Regions from separate parts of the Homo sapiens genome. Here region 1 is linked to region 2. A link is a loop called in an ENCODE intact Hi-C map of the cell type or tissue named here. Cell type or tissue: dorsolateral prefrontal cortex. All regions are shown on one strand. Each heading gives the region's core, and the rest is flanking DNA. Links, peaks and the distances in the headings are about the cores only.

Region 1 (8,001 bases), core at 2,134-4,633, 61 kb before region 2:
ACAGAAGGACTAATGTGTTACCCCAAGTCTCTGGGCACATGGTCAAAACTAACTTCTGACAACATACAATTTCCTTGGGGTATTATTACATGTTGTCTTAAAAATCGATGCAAAATTTTTATCCATTGTATTTAATAATATATTCCACACATTATTTCAGTATAAAACCACTGTAACTTTGTGATACTTATTATGAAATATATATACCATTCCTAAAATCCTTGGTATCTTCAAAATGATAAGTGTCTTTTTGTATGCTGATGAGCTGATCTTTGGCTGAGGGCTCTTGGATATCGTCCAATAGGGGCTGGTTGCCCAGGGAACCAACCAGGTGATTAGAGGGTTGGAATTTTCAGTCCTACCCACCAAACTGGCAGGAGGAGAGAGGAGCTGACGTTTAAGTTGATCACCAGTGGCCAATGATGTAAGCAGTCATGCCTATGTAACGAAGCCTCTGGAAAAACCCAAAAGGACTGAGCTAAATACTTGGAGGTTTGGGGTGGTGAACCCAGAGAGGGCATGTTAGCTTTGAACCCCTTTCCACATACCTTGCCCTGTGTATCTCTTCTCTCTTGTGTTCATCAGTAACCTTAATAATATCCTTTGTAATAAACGAGTAAATGTGTTCCCTGAGTTCTGTGAGCCACTCTAGCAAATTATAGACCGTCCCTTATTTATGGTGGTTTGATTTAAGATTTTTTGATTTTATGATGTTCCAAAAGCCATAGGTACTCAGTACACTCCTGATATTTTTTACTGTTTTTTTCCCAAATATTTTGGTTCTGTGGTTGGTTGAATCCACAGATATGGAACCTGTGGATATGGAGGGCCAATTGTACTTGTGCTGGTATCTGAAGTGGGGGGTGGTCTTGTGGAACTGAGCTCTCAATCTGTGGGATCTGATGCTATCTCCAGGTAGACAGTGTCAGAATTAACACTGGGAGAACTAAGTGGGAGAACACCCAGCTGATGTCTGCTGAAGAATCCACTGCTGAACGATTACTTGGTGGAGAGAAGTCCCCCACACATTTGGGTGACCAGAGGTCCCCAGAAGTATTCTGCATTGTGAGAGCATAGTAGGAGAAGCGGAGTTTGTTTTTTCCTATATCTTTACAAACTTATTGGCCATTGAGTAAAAAATAGCAGCAAGATGTCCCTTTTATGTCATGGCTTCTTCATATAATGTCTGAACTCACAGTCATATATTCAAGTGAGAATATGTATTCCCCAATTTGAGAATCTGGGTTGGGCGCCATGGTGCTGATCGAGGATTGGCAGCCCCTTTCCTAATATCTGTTGAGATAGAACAGCTCCTAAAGTTGGACCATGGAAAGGAAAAGCACTTTAAAGAATCAGACTCATAGCAATTGATCCCTGCAAAACATGGCTGGTGGACAGACCAATATGGTAGGCAGAGCAGCCGACATTAGAGTGTCTTATTCAAAACAGAGGTGGCATCATGCCAATGAGGGAAAATAGGCTGATCTGTTAGCACACAGATCACAGAGGTTCAGTGTAAATGCTCCATGCATAGGCTTAAGAGCCACAGTCATCCCACTCCTCATGAGCAGTGTCAGATGTCTACCTGACAATTAACAGTAGTGTTTTCCCACTGCATTTCCGTAACTTATAAAAATGTTGGCACTATTTTGAAAGAGGGTGATGACAATGGAAGTAGTGCTTCTCTAACTTATTTAGTGAATTCCATCTTCCCATGTCAAAAGGTTAATAGATTTCTCAACTCAATGAAATAAATCATAATAAACAACTGAAAATTCTGAACGTTTATAATTTGACATTGATTTATTTTAGTATACTTACTGTCTTTAGTTATTAGCTTTTATGGCCTAAAAATTTTTATGATTAGTTTGTTTCTCAATCTGTCACACAGAGCAATGACATTTTAATTCTCAAAATTAAGAATAACAACTGTTATGTCTTAGATTACAAGCTTGTAGAGATCAGATAAAACATCTATTTAGTGTTGGTGATGCAGTATCTAGTCGAGCACTGTGGGAAATTAATTACTTCATAAGAAGTGTTGGAATCCAATGAGTTCATCAGCTGTCTCTAGTGGGTCCTCTATTGGATGAATTCGAGTAGGTGCTTTGGTGAGGAAATGATTCCTGCCTTCATGCAGCTTTTAGTCCAAAGAAGCAGGTAGCTAATGATTTCAGGTTTAATATTCAAGACAACTGAAACTTAAAATTGACAATCATTTTAACTGTTTCATTTTAAAATATCTCTACCTTGTTGGATTATAACGATAAGGATTTAAATTGAAAATATGGTTGCAATCAGAGTCTGGTCTCTTCGGCATAACATACATCCCCTGCATGAGTGGACCCCGTCCACCTTTTACACCCTTATCCACTGCCGCATCTCCACGCATCTCTCATTCGCCACCCTGACCTTGAATGTGTCTGCCTCCTTTGCAAAGGCTGTTTCCTCTGTCTGGGATGTCCTCCTCAGGGACTCAACTCTCTTCTTTCTCCTACCCTGCCTGAATGATTCGCCCTTCCTCTGTCATTCACCTTGTACTTCTGTGGGCTTCTCTGCATTCTCCACTGCAGCTGTTATTCCACGGAGTGTAATTGTTAGTTGTGGCTCTGTCTCCCCATGTGAGACTGTGCTTCTTGGAGGCAGAGAATGGGTCTTACTATTACTATTCTTGGGTTTGATACATAGTTGACCCCCAGATAGAGTTAGATAAATGAATGAATAATGAATGAATGGACACGCCTGCTTGAATTGTTAAGTTCTTTAGAGACTTCATTTCCCATTTACGATGTTTTGCAAAATCTCAAGTCTTCTTGAAAAATGAAATGTAGGTTAATGGAAATGTCATCTCATTTTAGTACTCTTTTTGCTATTAAATAAAGCATATTTTAAATTGCTTCTAAAAACAGAAACTTGGGTTACTTACGTTGACCACCTGTGGTTCTTCAGAAAAGTAGTATGTTTACATAATCATCAAATACAGGTGGTCTCAGGTAGGCTTCACAATACCAAATGAGGTCCTTTGCTGAGTAACCGGTCATATCCTGCTGCATGAAATAAAAAAATAAAGGGAGAAAAAAATTCCCCAAATGTCACTCTGTGAAGGTGAGCTATCAGAACAAAATCTTTGGGCTAATCTGATCTTATATTTAGGGCATACTCATTTTTTAATAGCTTCTTTTCTAAATAATGTATTTTTAAAGAAATTGAATACTAGAAATTTATAGATGATTTCAGTGTACAGCTTAATAGTCACTGTTAGATTATTTCTGTGTAAAATATGTGGGTACCAAGGTAAATTAGATTTATAAATGTTTAAATAATTTTAACTGAATAAGAAAGGATTATTAGAACTGGTATAGACAAAATAGAAATTTTAGTCAGATATTTTTAATGCATTCCCATAAATCAGTTTAAATAGAATACAATTCAGCAGTAAAACTTGGTGATGGAAAGTAAAGAAGATCTTTGTAAATGGGGTTAATAGTTGCAAAGTGTCCAATTATGCACTGATAACTAATTCCAATGAGTGACCTCTAAGCCACTTTAGAGGACCCAGTACACTTGGGAAGTGATCTCCAACAAGGTAAGGCTGTGGAAAGAGTGTGGAGTTTGGAGACAGAAGTCAGAGATTATTAGTTGAGCACCCTGAAATAAGCCACTTAACTTTTCTGGGCCTCAATTTCCTAATCTGTAAATTGGACATGATAATAAAATCTGCCTCACAAAGTCATCAAGTACAATAATAAATGTAGAGCTGCTTTATGAGCTCTTAACGATATAAACTAGAAAGAATCTGGGGGAGCTTATCTGTTTATTTCACAATTAAAAAATGGAAAAAGAGCTCTAGTTAATTAACATTTTTGTTTGAGGCCTGGCATGGTGGCTCACACCTGCACTTTGGGAGGCCAAGGCAGGCAGATCACCTGAGGTTAGGAGATCGAGACCAGCCTGGCCAACATGGCGAAACCCCGTCTCTACTAAAAATACAAAAATTAGCTGGGAGTGGTGGTGGACACCTATAATCCCAACTCCTTGGGAGGCTGAGGCAGGAGAATCTCTTGAACCCAGGGAGCAGATGTTGCAGTGAGTGGAGAGCATGCTACTTCACTCCAGCCTGGGCAAAAGAGTGAGACTCGATCTGGAAAAAAAAAAAAAAAAAAAAAAATATATATATATATATATATATATATATATATATTTTCCCATAGAACCAAGATTGGAAAGAAAAAGTAAAAAGACCAAATGAGAAAAAGAACATAAAAGCGAACTTGACTTTTTCAAACGTTTATAGCTATTGCTGAGCCTACAAAAAATAAGTGAGACTAGACAATACGATGATATGGAAATGGGGAACAGCTCAGTCTATAATGTCATCGCTGAGCTGCGCCACTCACTGTGAATAGCTTTTAGAACTGTTACAGTTATAGAGGTAAATTGGTTTATAAACAATAATTGTGTAGAATCATTCAAATAAAAAACAAGGAATAGTAAAAAGGAGAAAAGTCTCTTGTCCAGAGAGGTGACATATTCAATGTCTCTGCAGATGATGGAGATAGAAGGTGTTCATGTCTGTGTGTCGTGGTGTCTGTCCCCAACGGATGAGCAGATTTTTAATTATTTTTGAATAAATATGTACTATTTTATTATTTTTTCTTGTAACTCTCTTGATCTGCATTTTACAGAGTAGTGACATATAGTTCAAATCTTTATGTGGGGTGGAGTATGGTCAGAAAAATCCAAGCATTTGATTAGAGAGAGTACAGAAGAAACCCATCATTATGCATCTTTAAAACATTAACTCCATTTAATAGATAACTCGCTTCATGGGATTTGACACAAGTTTTAATGCTAAGTAGTTGTTTTGAAAGTGCAAACCATGGAAGCTTTGGGGAAAAATTTGCAGGAGTGTAGAAGTCAATTTAGTCCAACCCTTGGATTCAAACAAGAACACAAGCCACACAGCTTTCAGATTTCACCATGAAACAGGTTCTTGTCATCATTTTCTCATAGGAAAGGGTCATTAAATTTCCCATTAACAGAAAGGAGAAACATTGACAATAGTTGTTGCCTAATGCTTATGTACAGAACTGCTGTTACTGTTGCTTGGCAACTAGAAGAGATTTGACAAGGAGTCTAAAGGAACTGAATGAATAAATGGAAATGTCAGCCTCAGTTTCAGGGGATAAGAAGAAATTTACTATTGTAGGATTAGCATCGCATTGCTTTTTCCAGGCTACATGATCGGAATTCACAGTGTTTCTCTCCTGCTTCTCCTGCCTCTCCACCCCCACTCCTTCCAGTCTTTCCTGGTAGCCCCTGTGCACTGCAGCTGAGAGGTATATATAAGATAGATGGTTAATGCTAAAGAATACAAGAGCATGTCGAAAATGAAACCCTGTGGCAGCAGGAAGAAGTAACTTCTATTCACAATCCCTTGGGATTTATAGGTAGTTTACCAACATTCTAGTTATTTCTCACCATGATCCTTCGTATTAAATTATTCAGTTTTTACGGAGAAGAAAATGACAATGTTGGAAGGCTGTAACAATGGTTCCTTCTCTCCTAACCTTGTACACTGGAAATCTGTTCGGATAGATTAGACAGACAGGTAGACAGACAAACAGATAGATGCATAAACTCAGACCTTAAAATTGTTATTGTTTGTATTATTATTAAAACCACATTTTCTCTGTAAATCATTGCTCCTTAACTTGATTATAAGCTCCTAGTGGACTTTTGATTTATTTGTGTACTTATCCTATAGTAATATATTATTATATAATAATAATATCATAGACTTTGTGCCCCCCAAATATTGGCTAATTAATCAGTGTTAAATAATTTAGCCACTATTGTCTAATGGTAATTCTCAACTCATAGGGAGGAAGAAGGAAGTGGGACATGCTTCCTGGGTCTAGGGCAAGTATTAGAATGTCAGTGGGGGAAAAGATAGGTATAATTAGAAAAAAAAACCCACATATTTGTTTTCTTTTGAGTCATCCAAGAGACAGATGCCAAGATGAGATGGGATTAAAAGAGATGGGGAAGAGGGTAGGCAGCCAGAGCAGGCAGGGAGAGGCTTTAGACTTCCATGCAAATCTGATAGCTTGAAAGAAGAGGGAGAAGAAAGGAAAATCGAGCAGAGAATGTCTCAAACTTACAATGCAGTATTGAATTTCGGCAGGCTGATGAGGAGTGTTTAGGCCAACGTTGCCCACTGGGGGAATGTTCAGAAATGAGCTTTCACGAGTCCCCAGCCTCCTCAGCTGTTAACTAGCAACCTCCTGGGGGGAGTGTGGCTGGGGTGCAAATGCACTGGGGGACCCAAGAGGAGTGGCAGCTAGGCTGTCAGTCAACTGTGTTGATTTCCGTAGCTGCCACAATACCTCAGAGTGTAACAAAATACATATGTATATATTTAAAAAGGAAATTGGAATACCTATTTTGGAATTCAACTATATGAGAAAAGCTTGAGATTTTTATGTTTATTGAAAAGAATAAATTAAAAGTTTGGGAGCCATCATTCTAAAGTAAATAGTAAATTAAAATGCAAACTCTAGAATTTCCCATCCTTTAGCAAACCAAGTCATACTGTCACTAGTATGGGAAGTCTTCTCAACTTCTAGGGTGAACAATGATTCAGTAATCTTATTCTCCATTAAAAGTATACTTTGTTTCAAACCACATTATAAAGTAACAAAGGGACATCATTATACTGAAAAACTGTCCTTTGTGTACAATGTGTATACATTGTATTTATTCACTTGGCTTCAATGTTTTAATCTGCCAAACGATGGGAGTTCATGTAGATGAACTCCAAAATCCTTTGCAGCTCTATCATTGGATGAACCTGTGGTCTTTCCCACCTCCTACGCACTGGCACTGTGAAAGACCAAAAGGGAGACTGTGCTGCGGATCAGAGAACATGGGCACCAACCTGAGTCCTGATACAAACTGGATGCCTCAGGTTGAACTTAGCACGTAACCTCTCAGTATGTCAGTTTCTTATAAAATAACGGAACCTGATCGAACCATCTTAAAGGTCCATGTGTGGTTCACTGGCATAACATTTCTGATGCCCTCCTGTCTTAGGGATGCTTCGGAACTCTGCTTCTCAATCCTTGAAGGTAATTATCAAAAATATATTGAAATGATGATTTAGGATCAATTATATAACTTAATGTTTTTCTTTCTTTTTAAAAACATTATGCTAAGCACATTTAACATGAAATTTACCCTCTTATTGTGTTTTTAAATGTACAATACAATGTTGTTAGTCATAGGGACAGTGCCTCTAGAGCTTACTCATCTTGCATAACTGAAATTTCATACCCATTGAACAGCAGTTCTCCATTTCCTCCTCCTTCCAGGCCCTGGAAACCACCATCCTACTCCCTGCTTCTATGAGTTTGACTATTTTACATGCTTCATATGAGGGGAGTCGTGTAGTATTTGTCCTGTGCTGGGCTGATTCCACTTAGCATAGCATCCTCAAGATTCATCAGTGTTGTCATGTTGTTGCACATTGCAGGGTTTCCTTTTGTAAGGCTAAATAATATTCCACTGTGTATATATACCACATTCTTTATCCACTCATCTTCCGATGGACAATTGTAGTTTTTAAAATTTTTAGTGGCTCAAATTGTAATTTCAGGAATTTGGCAAATGCTGACTAGTTTTAATTCTTTTTTACTGCCTTTAGAGGAAAAGCAAACAAATAAACTCATAAAATCATTGGGAAAACAAGATCTGGCCAATCAGATGATAATTTTGACTGGTGTTCAAATCATCATGCTCTTTTTTAATTGATCAAACCTGTTAAAATGAAAAATGATATGTAGGTGAACAAATAAACTCCCCTCAAAGAGAGAGAGTGTGCTTCTAGTTTCCATGGTGTTTAAATCATCGGCTTCCTCTACACCACAGTGAAGAAATATCCAAGGTTAATATAATTTAGAGATTAACCCAACTCCCTTATTCTGGTATTGACTAAAAAAT
Region 2 (8,001 bases), core at 2,806-5,305:
TAGTCCTTATACTAAATCTGTGTGTCTCATCCCAGAAATGCACCTCAGACAGTATGATGAACAATTTATTAACCATGATTTCAAATCATTGTATGATTCCAACATAAAATATGCAGACTAAACAATATTAACACATTGTATTGCCTCTCATAAAAGTAGTAGAAATAAAATGTCAGCCTGATTGGCAATTGAGTGTAGTCATTGATGTTCATTGACAGTCAGATGGATTTTGACTTTGCTTTGTATGTTGAGTGTGGTTCATGCTTGAGGCACCCCCACTCTATTTCCCGGATGAGCGTGATTAGTAGGCAGCCTTTCAAAGGGTTATGTGCTAACCCCAGTCTACATGCTGTGGACATGTATGCAGGGTTTTATATGTTTACCAAATAACACTGTTAAACCCAATAAATCTTTAGAAGGACCAATTTGTCACCAGTGCTGCATTTAAAAAAAAAAAAATCTATTATTATTTTTCAGTTTTGAAAAGAATTCAGGTTGTTATAAAACCTAAATGCAAATATATACAGAGTGGAAGGTGACAGACCCGGGAATTCCAGCAGTGTAACAATAAACAACAACAAATAGCCAAGGACTGGGTAATGTGCTCAGGGTTAAATAAGAGTCAGTGGAAGTGGAGAGGTGCATGGGACAGACAGACATTTCTGGGGTAGACTTCCAAGGATGTAACCATGTGGGAAGTGAAGGAAGAGGAGCCATGGACACTGGGTGAGAGATGACACCAGTAACCAGCATAGAGGGTGCAGGAGAGAGGACAGGATGGGGAGCAGAACAGCAAGGAAGAGCCGGGAATTGGCAGTGTGCAAGAACGTGAGTGCCCTTTACAGTTAGGGCTGCCAGGCCTCCTGACCCTGGGAATAAAGAACCGTACGGTCTTTCTGCATTTGTGGCTGTCAAGCCAGGGAAGCATCTTTGTTGACAGCTGCAACAAAGAAATTGAGAAATTGCAATTGAGAAATTGGTGAGCTGAAACCCCTGACTAGCTTTGCCCTGGGCCCAATAATTGCTGGTAATACTTGGGGAGTTGGACCAGAAATGGTACTCATGGGAACAGTACATTAGGCCTTAAATGTATAAAGGAAGTTTTCCTGCCTTGCAACTAGTGGGCAAAATTTAAGGGAAGGGACACAGATGCTCAGTGCTAGCTAGTACGGGGCAACTGTAGCTTGCCAGCTCAAGGCCCACGTGGTGGTCAGTGGGCACTACTAGGCTATCAGCCCAGCTGACATCCCTCTCAGGGGATGTTAGAACCGTTGGTCACAGTTCTTATTCCTTTGCATTAAGAAGCGGCAGAGCCCACAGTGGAGGGAGATGTTTTTATACCACTCTTTTCTTTTTAGTGAAAGAAATGGAAATTCTTTATGCAGGGAAGCCTGGCTGTAGGGCTTATCAGTCTTTGGCATGCTTTATGCTATTTGGTAGAGGCCAGGAAGGCTGAAATATTCATTAGCATTCATAGCATCCTTTCTCTCCAGCAGTTCCCACCTTCTCTTTCTACTGCATGCGCCTCCTGCTGGGCCTGCCTCCCTCCCCATGCTCCCATTCTGCAATTGTTGGCTTGGCGAATGATGAGTTAAGCTCCAGCTGAAGTACTTTCCCCACAAGAAGGTTCTGCAGCAAAATTGTCTGGGATCAGATGGTCCCCGGCAATTCCTCTCACTCTAGTCTCCCTGAGGCAAATGCATGGAAGATGGAATGTGGCCTGGTTTTAAATCTTTAACATCTAACTCTGGCTGTTGTTACAGATTGAGTTCTTCACCTCCCCTTTGAAATTCTGCTTTCATTCCTCGGTATCTACCAGCAGGTTCTGCTCTCCAGCTTATCAACTACATTGATGGTCCTGTGGCTGCCTCTCTATGGTGGCATCTTTGTATTTGAAGAACACTAGGCCTGACATGACTCACCCAAGCTTCCAAATGAATCAATTTTGTCACTCAATGCCTCCATCTCCAAATTTAAAGAGCCTTTCACAGGGGAGAAAATGATAAATCTATTACTACTAACGAGGCTTTCTGATTCTTTTCATTATTGTTATTATCAGTGCTCTATAGAAAGGAATCAAGACAGTGGAAACATTTTTATAAAATGACACTTTATCTCTGTGATTAACTATATAATAAACTGTAAAGTCTTTGCCATGGTAATCTCCTCCTTACACCTTATTGCTTTGATAATAAAAGCTTTTTTATGGCAACAAAATAAAATTTTACTATCCAGGCAGTTTGGCTAAAATGAGAAGATGTGTTTTTAGAAGGAGAAAGGGCACATCTGAAACATGTGAGGTCCGCGTGGATTTTACGGGAACTCTGTTTATGTAGAACACGTTTGACGTGCCTGGTGCCCTCCAGAGGGCTTTACCCAACCATTTAGAAAACTTTTAGTGGCCAGTGGAAAGCCAATTAAAGAGTTATGTATTTCTGTCAAGTACTCAGGATCACTGTTGAAAAGCAAAAACATTCAGAACTTAGCATTTCAGATGATCAGTGGTGGGAGAACAAATTTCAGTAATTAAACCACCATAGTTTGCAAACTGCCTGTTTTGACTCAGCCAAACCTTGTGTGTTTGGTGAGTATCATGACACCTTTACTCATAAGCTTATGTCTCCAATGATTAAATTCTGTCAGTGACCAAAAGTTTTGCATAAATGTGATGTATATGCAAGCACCACAATGTACTAGTAAGTTTCATTATTGTTATGCCACAGAAAAATGAATATGTTGTCTTCCCTTATATTCATCACTATCAAGAAATTTTTATTGAGCAACCCATAATAAGTCTAAGATCATGAAATTGAACAGAAGTTTTTAAAAACTTAGTCAGAGCTCTCTAAGGAAGTGACGATTAAGCAAAGACCTGAAGGAGGACTCAGAGCTGATTAGATGAAGAGAAGCAAGGTTAAGCAGAAGAGTTGTCTTCAAGGTAGAGGGAAGGGCTTGTTTCAAGCCCCTGTGGCAAGGAGAAAGCCAGGCTTGCTCCTCCTGGGATGTCAGGAAGCTTAGATGAGATCATTCCAGGAAGGCACTGGCACTCTACCTAATGTGCCTGGCCCACCATCTGCACTCAGAAAGTGATCAGCTCACATTTCGAGGCAACTGAGGGCTGATATGTGTCTGCAGAGGTGTACCTCGAAAGCAAGTGTGTGACCTTGCAGCTTCCACAGTAGGAATGTGGTTGATGATACTGTCTCTGATTCTTCTGTGACTCATCAACTCCCTAATGTCATTCCTCTCCAAGGGACTCGCTCCTCCCTCCATATCTGGTAACTCCATACCAGGGCTTTGCCAAGTGCCCTCTGTCCTATCCAGCCTGCAGAGTTGTCAAGCCACACTTGACCACCCATACGTGTCTGTCTCTGTCCTGGTACCTCTAAGAAGATTCCACAGAACATGGAAATGGCACCGATGAAATTACTCCCAAAACTGGATGTGACACACCCAGACACCCCAGGCTTTGTGGGCATTTAGAAGGATTTAGGCATGGTCTTTCCTCTCTGACCTTCTTTTAGTCTGGCACTCGCTTGATGTAAGGCTGGCTCCTCACTGTCTGACAGCCTGCCAAAGGACAGGCTGGCTTTACTACTTCCTCCACATCCACTTCCCACCATTATTCTTCCCTTGACAAGCCTACTGCCTGGAAAGCAAAACTCAAGGAACTCTCAGGTCTACACATTGAGATTCTCAAGGGCAGGCCGGGTTTATCTGCCCTGGGCTGGCCCCTGATCTTGGTTTGCATCAGTTCATCAGCTCCAAGCTGGGTCCTGAGTCAGCAGAGATCACTGACTTGCCTTTGTGCACATGAGTTTTGAAAGCAGCCACCCATAGATAGCAGAGCTTGAATTACTACGATGCTTGCAGACAATCTTCTATGGAAATACCCAGAGAAACGGAAGCCTGGTTTGATGCCAACTTCACAGGCTCTTTCACATCCTCAAGGGTGTGCATTAAGCAGATTAACAATTTATTGTGTAAACCCTCTTCCCTCCTGTTGCTAGCCCAGAAGGTCTGAACTAACCATTGTATATAAATGCCCAGCTTTGTTTAATATGTGTTAGACCCGGGGACAAGTATTGTACCCCAAATGTCCATCTTGTAAATTCTCTGGGCACAAAATTATGTTAACAAATTTGATCAACAAAAGTGTTACGATGGTCTTGTAGCTGATAAAGAAATTAGCAAAGGCCCTTGCACACACCACCATTCCACCAACCCCACACACAAGTGGGAGGATTCCCAAGCCTCCAGGACCTCTGCTTTGCCTGCAGTCTGCTCCTCTCCCCTCCACTGGGCATCTGAGGACATGCCAGTCTTGTGTCACATGCAGCAGTATTTCCCTTAGTGTGTGCTGGGCATGCTCTCTAAACCCAGGGACTCTATTTATAAAGCCTTCTAGTTGATTCAGGGAAGGGAATCCTAATTGCTTCTTCTTGCCATCGTCATTTTCTTTCCTCTCTATCTGCTTTTCACTATTTCCCCAATGAGTCCTGGCAGGTCCTCTCACATCCTTCTCAGCTCTCCCACAAAGAATGTCGTCGTGCTGAGTTTTCTGTCTTCTCTCTTCCCTTTCTGTAAGGGATAAAAATTCAAAACATGTCCTCAAGCAGAGTAGCTTAACCATATATTTGTAGTTTGGGCTTCTGGCTCCACATCTGTAGATTCTCCCCATATCTCCCCAACAGCTTGTCTCGAACAGTCTTTGTTTCCCTAAAGTAAGGTAGCAGTGCCCCTCTCTAAGAAGGTTGTAAATAATGAAAACATACATACACACACACACACACACACACACACACACACACACAGATGCCTCTGTCATGGCTATGTTTGTGAACTTGGCAGAGAAGCTCATAATCACAGGAGCACAAAGCCTATTGACTCAACCCGGCATTTCATACAATTACTGAATATATGCTGGTTGATTACATAGACAGTCTCTGGAAATGCAAGAACTTGTCACATTGGAGACCTCCAAGGAGGGGAACTGAGTAAGTTGGGGCAGAGATGGGATAAAGAGTTCCTTCTCACTGTACACCTTTCTGTATCATGCATTTCCTATATTTAAAACACACTGACATACCTATGTAATGTCAATAGGTAAGGGACAGGCGTCCTGATATGTTGGTTACACCAAAGTGATCATATCCAGTGACCGTAAGCCATGTGTGTCATGGGGCTGGCTGATGTTGTCTGCAGTTGAGGGACTAGGCTTAGAGCCCAGTTCTGGAGAACATGCCATGCACTGTGCAATTAGTCCTTTCCACTAGGATTTCCTGGTTGGGAAGAGCTGAGTTCCTCAGCACACAGTCCTTTACTCTTCAAGTATTTAGGTTGCACAGTCTACTTGAGGAGCCCCTAAACTGCTATGGATATATTCCAGAAGTCACTTCTTACTTTGACAAATACTGCAAAATTTTTCAGAGGAAGTAAATTTTCAACACACTTTAAATTGCAAAAGTACATCTGATGGAGAAGAAAAAGTCCATGTGATGGAACAATCTGAGAGTAATAAAGATGATAACAGTGTTTTGAAGCACATTAAATATGAGTTTATAATTAATGTGTATAATTAAAATATACAAACAAGCAAAAAAATCTTCTTGATTACCTTTGAAGGATGCTAAGGAACCAACTATCATTTTGAAAACAAAAGGGGAGAATCAAGCATTCATCCTACCTTACCTATGCAAACTATACTTCATGATAACCAAATCATTGATAAAGTTTCTCTTTATGGAAGAATTCCAGGAAATAAGAAAGAGTTATAGAATGTGAATATCTCAATTTTGCAAACCCTATAAAATCTAGGCAATGATCATCAATGGCTGCTAAGATCATAAAAAAGAGAGATGTCTTTTGTATTTCCTATAAATTTGCCATTTTAGATGTAGAAATTTGATTAAATTCAGTCTCATTTTTTTTCAGGTGGAGTAGTTCATATCGTATACTTCCATCAGCACACACATAATGACACAATACACTTATCAAGTGTTCCTCCTAAGAAAATAAAACCTGAATCTAATCAGATTTCTACATCTAATAACAAATTTATAGGAAATACAAAAGAACAGGCTAAATAACACCATGGAGATGTAATCAGCAAAATTCAGGCTTTGCACAACTCTTCAGGACAAACAACCTAATTTCTTCAACAAATAAATTGCAAAGGGGATGAGAAAACAGATGAGAGGGAACCTCTGGATTAAAACAGATTTAAGAGTCAATCAACCAATTGGAATGAACAGGGCTTGTTTAGATCCTGGTTTTAACACACTGTTAAAAAAAAAAAAGATTTATGGGACAGTTGGGGAAATTTGAATACTAAGTAGATATCTGATACCATTAAATTATTGTGAATGTTTTATAGATGCTATAGTAAATTATTGTGGTCCCCAGAAGTCCTTATGTTTTAAAGATATATATTTAAATATTATGACTAAACTAAAAATATAAAGATAATCTGACATCTGTGCTCACCCACCCTGGGGATTTTCCCCAGGCTCTTCACCCTGCACAGCTCCCTGCCTTTTTGCTGAAACCTCTCTTCACTCCTTCCTACATAAAAATCTGTAAAAGGACATATAAGGAATTTGTCATGATGCATTACTTCTGGGAGGGGAACTAGAGAACTGGGGGTTGGGATGGGATAGGAGAGAAGCAAACTTTGGGACAGATCATTGTTAGCTTTATGCAGGTAATACCTTTTCGAAGGACTAACCAAAAAATAAATGAAATACGAGAAAAAGTTCATTAGAACCTTGAAATGCTTACTCGGGAGAATGAAAAAGGCAGAGACTTATGTTGTTGAGCATGTGGATGGATTGGCCCAGACCATATTTCTCAAAGTATGGTCCCAGGACCATCTGCAGCAGAATTGGGCCCATCTCCTTCCTTCCCAGCCAGAATCTCTCAGGGTAGAGCACAGAGACACTGGGAACTACAGTCCTTAAGGACCTAAGTGCCAGCTTTTCAAATACTTATTATATTGTTTTGGAACTTTGGAATGTATAGGACAAAAATATTCCCAAATTTAAATTCAAAGCAGCACAATTCTGAAAGTCTAAAAGACTTTTTTTTAGGTTTGTTGACAATGATTTAATCAGCAGATGTCACTATGTAATCCTTGGGAACATCCCTTCGATGTTGCCTCATTTTTTGGAGAGGCAGAGTGTACTGCTGGCATTGTAGCATAGAAATATTTATGGTAATTTTGTATTTTGTTTAATGAAAATAATTTTACTTTCAGTGCTTATTAAAAGTTTATCTTTGATTAAGCATTCTTTGCTTTTGTTTTTGTTTTTGTTTTTCCCCAGCATCATTGACAAAGAAGTTTCATTAATGGCAGAAATGGATAAAGTTAAAGAAGAAGCCAGTAAGTAGACAACACATGGTTATTTGATTAGGAGCTTCCCAATCAGAAGCAATCCATAGGTCAGACTGACAATGATACCGGCTTCTGAACAGGGTCCTAAAATTTATATTGAAATTTTGGCTCATGAACTCTGTAACCTTAGTCATGTCACTTAGCCCCTGGAAGCCTCATTTACATCATCTGGCAAAAAGATACAGTTGTAACACTCACCTCGTACAGGTGAGTACATGGCAGGATGGACACTCAGTACATAATAGGTGTCAGTTGAGTTTTCTAAAGTCCAAAGGGATGTTTGTGCACATAAAGAACTTATAGTTAATTGGATTTAAAATGACACTGAATTTAGTATTAGATTTTAAGACAATTTTAACTCTTTAAAACTTACAAATCTCATCATCATTTTTACTAGTTCTTTTTTAGGTTCAATTAAGTTTATCATATTAAATTTTCCTAGAAAAGTAGTCCCATTTGAAACTTAATTACTTAAATTCCCCTCAACATTTTTAATTACATATATAAATTTAATATATCTGATTTGTCTTAAGCACTTCAGATGTCAGACAAGGCAAACTCACAAACCTAACAAGCAAAGTGTTCCTAAGCTTTTAAGCAACTCTTAT

Evidence for each region. Peaks named below come from ENCODE experiments on the same cell type or tissue, not always from the same donor. Only the 100,000 strongest peaks of a DNase experiment are listed, where the experiment ranks them.
Region 1: it touches region 2 in a loop (2.0-fold over the local background); 6 of 110 quality-filtered maps call a loop at or near these places.

What each region holds. Positions count from the first base shown.
Region 1 is chr2:200,391,867-200,399,867 of GRCh38, forward strand. The region is part of intron 3 of SPATS2L (spermatogenesis associated serine rich 2 like); the gene reads left to right. LOC101927741 (a long non-coding RNA gene) reads right to left here. Exons shown (of 7, transcript XR_007088047.1): 7 at 4,789-8,001. Among named protein-coding and RNA genes, the nearest start is that of SPATS2L, 89 kb to the left of the region's middle. In dorsolateral prefrontal cortex, for the core only: no CTCF peak of the experiment used is centred there; no DNase peak of the experiment used is centred there.
Region 2 is chr2:200,452,447-200,460,447 of GRCh38, forward strand. SPATS2L (spermatogenesis associated serine rich 2 like) reads left to right here. Exons shown (of 13, transcript NM_001100423.2): 9 at 7,323-7,381. The region is part of intron 2 of LOC101927741 (a long non-coding RNA gene); the gene reads right to left. Among named protein-coding and RNA genes, the nearest start is that of KCTD18, 54 kb to the right of the region's middle. In dorsolateral prefrontal cortex, for the core only: no CTCF peak of the experiment used is centred there; a DNase peak (open chromatin) is centred at 3,765; H3K27ac peaks cover 2,500 bases.